Linked DNA regions of Mus musculus: region 1 is linked to region 2. A link is a loop called in an ENCODE intact Hi-C map of the cell type or tissue named here. Cell type or tissue: heart. All regions are shown on one strand. Links, peaks and the distances in the headings refer to the core of each region. The heading gives the core; the rest is flanking DNA.

Evidence for each region. Peaks named below come from ENCODE experiments on the same cell type or tissue, not always from the same donor. Only the 100,000 strongest peaks of a DNase experiment are listed, where the experiment ranks them.
Region 1: a loop joins it to region 2, with 2.0 times the contacts of the local background. A loop is called at or near these places in 4 of 42 quality-filtered maps.

Annotation. Positions count from the first base shown.
Region 1 is chr16:24,494,381-24,497,297 of GRCm38, reverse strand. All of the region lies in intron 3 of Lpp (LIM domain containing preferred translocation partner in lipoma), which reads right to left. Among named protein-coding and RNA genes, the nearest start is that of Gm24440, 89 kb to the right of the region's middle. In heart, for the core only: no CTCF peak of the experiment used is centred there; DNase peaks (open chromatin) are centred at 1,657 and 2,547; H3K27ac peaks cover 2,397 bases.
Region 2 is chr16:24,558,690-24,561,606 of GRCm38, reverse strand. Lpp (LIM domain containing preferred translocation partner in lipoma) reads right to left here. Exons shown (of 13, transcript NM_178665.5): 4 at 1,950-2,015. Among named protein-coding and RNA genes, the nearest start is that of Gm24440, 150 kb to the right of the region's middle. In heart, for the core only: no CTCF peak of the experiment used is centred there; a DNase peak (open chromatin) is centred at 1,576.

The sequences.
Region 1 (2,917 bases), core at 160-2,659, 64 kb after region 2:
TAATTCAGCTGAGAAGAGAAACAGACTGACACATAGCCCTGCTAATCACAGAACCAGTCACCAAACATCACAGCATTCAAGACTAATGAAATAGCATCCCCTACCATCCTCTGGTCTGCATAGAGCTGTGTATGGGCACACCAGAGTGTGGGCCCTCATGCTGCTTTATCAGGAAAGCTAAACCTTAAACAAAAATAAAGGTACCAGCCTAAAACCACAAACACTCTCCATCCTGCCACCTTCTCACCAAATGCCCAACAGCTCTCTTTGAGCCTCACTGTGGTCATTAGTAAAATGAAGGTAACACTCACAAGCCTGCCACCCTTATGGACAAGGTATAGAGAGCTGGTGAATTACTGAATGTGGAAGGGGTTAGTCCACTGTAAAGCGCTTATAAGCCTACGTCATCTATCATACTCCCCAAAGGATTAGTCATGGTCAATAAATTATTACTGTTTATATGACTGGTCTTTCCTGTGGTTTCCTCATAATAGCACCACGCATTTGTAACCATTAAAATTTATGCTTTTACTGAAGCAGAAGATGCACTGGTCTCGGTGTCCCTACGTCTACCTCTGAGCTATTTGTAGAGACTGCTAGAGAATCCCAGAAATCGTGCTTGCTCTTTACCCTTCGGTTCTGGCCCTGAGAAGAAGTCAACATGCACAGTGTTCAGTGCCTTCATTCTTTTATACTGTACAGCACAAAGTGCTCACACTCAGGTCATCTTTAAGATGGTGCCACCCAGACAAGCAAACGGTTGCCCTCGACGAGCACCATGGGTTGGAACTAGGTGATAAAGGGGAGTCAGACGCTACACGGAAGAATCTGATCTCGATATTACAGTGAACACCTAAGGCAAAAGTGTGGCTTTGTCTGGGCTCTGTTTGGTGTTAAAGAACACAATGGCAATTTGATGCAAATCGATCCACTTGGTACTGCTGAACAAGAAGGAACAACATGAAACACAAAGAAACTGATCTGTAGGCTTTGGGGCTAGAAGAGACTTTCAAGGACCAATCGTATTTGCCAGACAGAGAAATGAGGATCTGGAGAATGAAGCATGACTCAAGAGTGAGCTCTGACATGGCTTCCCCAGAACACAGACCTCTTGTCTCCCGATCTCTCCAAAGCAACCCCTCTGTTATACAGCTTCATCTCTGCCCTCCCCTTTCTCCCAGGACCAGGGGGCTGCTCTATAGCCAGCCTAAACTGTAACAGGGAAATGTAGTTCCTGCAGGGTCCTTAACAAGGGAAAGGGGGACTCCTAATGCCCTATGGCTTTCTCAGAGCAGTAACTTTCTACAGTTACTTGGGATAGACAAGCTGCCATTGCGATATAATAACCACAAGGCTGGAAATCTGTCAAGAATTTCCTTTATCTTCTGTCAGAGAAAGTTCCTTTATCTTATGTTAGAAATACACCTTGCGAATGGGGAGAGGTCAGCGTTGACTACAACCATCTACCAAAAGGGTAAGTCACAGATGCCCGTAACAAGACTACAGCACTTAGGGATAACAGATTGCAGAACCCATAAAGACAGAAAGCATTCAAAGCCTTTCATTGCCTCACACGCAGATGACCACACTCCATTCTTCTCTCAGTCTTATTTAACATCTGTGACAGCCCAGTGACTCATCCAGTCCCTGCCTGGAAAACTCTCTCATGCCCAGTTCCATCTTGTAGAGTGCAGGGAAGCAGTGGGACCTCCCTCCTGCTGGCCCCACTTCTCCCATAAAGCAGGCTGAATGGATAAGAGCAGCAATGACTGGGCAAGGCCATGGAAAGGCTGCATTGAATTAGTGTAAAACTGTGGTGTAAACCTGCGCCATGTACTAGATGCCTCCCTACACACACTGATTGTCCAGAGATAAGAGAATGGGGAAAGGAGGTGGACCAAGGTGGAAGAAAGGCATAATGTGCCTAGGATCGAGAAAAGCTCTGCCAAGCACAGGGAACAGTCTGCCAAACATACTTAAGGAAGTCACAATGGAAATGCAAAGCCAGTATTTATTCTGTCTTTTTAGTTCAAGTCACAGAAAGTATCTGGAAGAATTAGAAAATGCTTTGTTTGGGGAATTCCACAGGAAATGAAATTATCTCAGACAAAATTAGAAGGAAAGCAAACAGATACGTTAGATGTCTTGGAGATCACAGCATCCAGCCACTTCACGGCTGAAAAAGGCACGCCAGGAAGAAAGTGCGTTTCACAGTTGAATGGCAGTCGAACTGGGCAGAAAACCTATGTCTGCTGGCTGTAAGAATGATTTCTTAGTTCCCATCCCATGCTAGCATTGATTTGAACACTAACTGAATTAAGCCGACTCATGTCTGAAGAGCAAAGGGAAAATAAACTTTTCCCTGTGGCAGATGCCTGGAACACTGGCTTCTTTCTCAGAACTTCACAGTTCATGTCCTACATAACGTGGAAATCAAGGAGCAAGCGCCCTGTTTCTTCAGTAGTGCACGTACATTTCTTAGCAATGCATTGCATGTCTGGCATCCTCGTCGGCTCCCTCTCCTGCTCCTCTTATTACCATATTAGGCACTGAGTTCCAATGTCTGGGTCACAGGACTCAGGCTGTGAGTGTGAGTGCAATCTGCTCTCTGAGCTGTTTGTCTTTACTGGAAGCCCACTGAGTCCATCTAGGAAACATTCACAGAAATGCAGAGGGCAGGGAGAAGTGATTCACACCCTGAACTTAGAAAGGGGAGAAACGGTGCTTTGGTTTGGTTTTGATTTGTTTTCTTATGCTCACTTAAAGGGACGAGAACCAGATTGGAAGAGAGGGCGGCAAGGTTAGCAAATCTCAGAGGCTTCTGTTCTCCACCGTGGAAACACGGGCCATGGATGAAGCTGTGTGAGGAGAGATTCCTGAGGCCTTGTGAGAAAACTCAAACAAACAAACAAACAAA
Region 2 (2,917 bases), core at 211-2,710:
CCCAGAACACTTAGTCCTCCATCTTTCAAAGGTTGAAACCATTCTATCCTTCAGTTCACACCAGTTTATAAATCCAAAAGACAGGGATTACATTGCTCGACAGATGACTGACAAACCAATACAGAGACAGAAAAACTGACTGACAGACAGGCAGGCGGGCAGGGAGGCAGACAGACAGACAGATGAGGTAGGTAGATGTCAGTAGATAGATGGAGAGATAGGCAGATAGGTAAATAAGTAGGTAGGGAAAGAGAGAAAGAGAGAGATGCTTGATTTCCCATTTTAAAGAACAGTCACTGTAACTTTTCAAGGTTTAATTAAAATATCTCTTTGTCTTGAGATGGATTTCGGTAGGAAAGTGAATACAGTTAACTAGATGATCCTCAAAACTTGCTGTATCAGCATTTAATAAATGGAAGCTAAGGAAATAGGTACGTGATAGGTGAAGGCCTTGGAGGAGCAGCTCTCTAGATCTCTGAAGTAGAAAATTCAGGCAGTTTCACTTTTTAAATCCCCTCTGGGTTTAGCACTCTGAGCTGTCCTAGCTGGTGAAATGGTTCACCCTGGATTAGTCAAAGGACAGAAGAGGGTTCTACTTCTTTGTTAGGATGTTGATAGTGGATGAGTTGACCAGGTCCCCTGAAAGTTAGTGCTATATCAGTGTCAGAGAATGGGGGGATATTGTCTCCCTTCCTTTCTGACTTAAAGGTACATGTCATAGGGACAATCAAAAACTAAAACAAGAGATGCCTTCAAGAAGTTTTCATTGGACATATTTGTCCATGAAAATGACATGTTAAAAACAAGTTTTTGTGGAGACATTGTGTATAACACAGTAAGACTAAAAGATATATATACATATATATGTATGTATATATGTATGTCATATATTTCTGAATACACATTTCTTTACAGCATTTCCTTCAATAGAACTAAAAAAAATCCAACTAGACTCACAACTGTGTTAATTCTAGAAATTTCTCAATTCCTGTCACCCACCTGCTTCACATTTACTCTATTTGATAAATATTAGCTTTAAATATCATATTAGACTAAAACTATAATTTCTATTTGATTATAAATTGGTAATTTCTGTGATTACGGGGCAGTAGCAACCAATTTTAACTTTTTTTAAAGAACTGTGTGAGGTCAGGTTTGCAATTCATCGTCACTGAAATAGTACACTGACTGATGTTATTAACACAATAGTCTATGAAACAAATGATTACAGCATTGTAAATGATCCAATCTTAGCTTTCTACTCCAAGGCCTCAAGTTAGGAGCATCATGTTGACCTGCTGGGAAAGAAACATGGCAGATCCCACTGAACAAAGCAGGACTGCAGGAAGGTTCAGCTATCAGCAGGTTGTCTATAAGGAAGAAAAGATGAGTTGAACTAAAGATGCCCCTTTCTCGTCTATCCCGCTCTGTTTTCTGGGCAACCTCATAAGGAAGGCCTCAGGAATGCTCTCTCTGACCTGTGGGGCTAGAGGACTCATCTGGCAGGCAAGGCACAAGGACTAACCCAGAGAAGCATTCTTTGGCTCATTCAGAGCCAAACCATTCTGGCAGTCCACTTTAGTAAAAACTACACTCAAAGAAGGAGCATGAGGAAACAGAGTGGGAAGTCTGCCTGCCATGCATTGCCCAATCGCAGGATACAACTGTGGAAAAAGACTTTCCTACTGTAGAGTAAAACTGCAGGTTCTCAAATGTCCATTAAACGTCAATTTCCCAAACTGTCCAGATTTTTGCATTTTAGATGCTAAAAGGATAGAAATTGAAAGGAAAAAGTAAATCAGAGGGCAGGTTACTGTCTTAGACCTTTCCAGAAGCCTGCTGACCATAAAGTACTGCGGTGTCTCTACCACAGGAAATGAACCTCTAGCACCATAGGGTCAGACGTCTATTAGCCTGATAGGATTGTGAAGACTCCAGTCCTCTCTTACCTCCAGCAGCCTTTGGCTTTTGGAATGGACAATGGTCACAGGCTTAGCCAGACGATGTGCTCAGCTCTGTAAATTAAACAAGACAGAAGTTACTTATGGGCATTGGGCACTGAGTCCAGTTTTATCCATCAGTTTGCAAAACATTTCTACATTCGTTATCTCAGTTCTCCCATAATCCTGATAAAGAAACGGGAAGAGATGACTCCACTCATATGGGAGGGAGGAAGAACTTCACAGAGGCATGGAAAACGATGAGAACTGGTCGTTCTTGTGAAGAATCTCACAAACTCGGCATGGAAAGCGGTCATTATTGTTCAAAAAAAGATGTCTTGCTCAAGAATATATAGTATCATGTAATAAGTGGCAGAACATGAATTCTGTGGTGGCCTACATTTTCTGCCTCAGTTTCTCCTAGGCCAGGAGGATAAGGAACCCAGCTCGCTCACCTCATCTGCACTCTGCAGGCCTGAGGAATAGGAACTGCACGTGGCATCTGGAGCCAGTCCACCTTTCTCCCTCTTACCAATGACCTTGGGCAAGTTATTAAAGATCTCCATCGTTAACTTCCTCATACAAGGATGAAGACTATCTTTGTTACCTAGTCAAAAACCGTCCTCAGCCAACCCTGTGGTGGGACAGGGAGATTGTCCTCTTATGCACAGTGATCAAATACAAAATGCTAACATTTCTTTTCATGAAACAAACACACACTAGTAAAACATATTCTGATATGGATATTTCTGATTGGTGGCCCTAGTTTTAAAATATCATGAGATTATCTATACCATTCTAAAGTGTCCTCAACACACAAACACATGCACATAAGCACACACATAGAAACAAAACTAAAATAACATTAGAGAATCAATTGTCCTCCCAAAGTCCCAAAACTAAAGGCAGACTTTTAGCTCCCAGCTAGCCGCATTTTCAAGTCTGTGCCAAGGGCACTGCCTTAGGCTCAAGGAGAC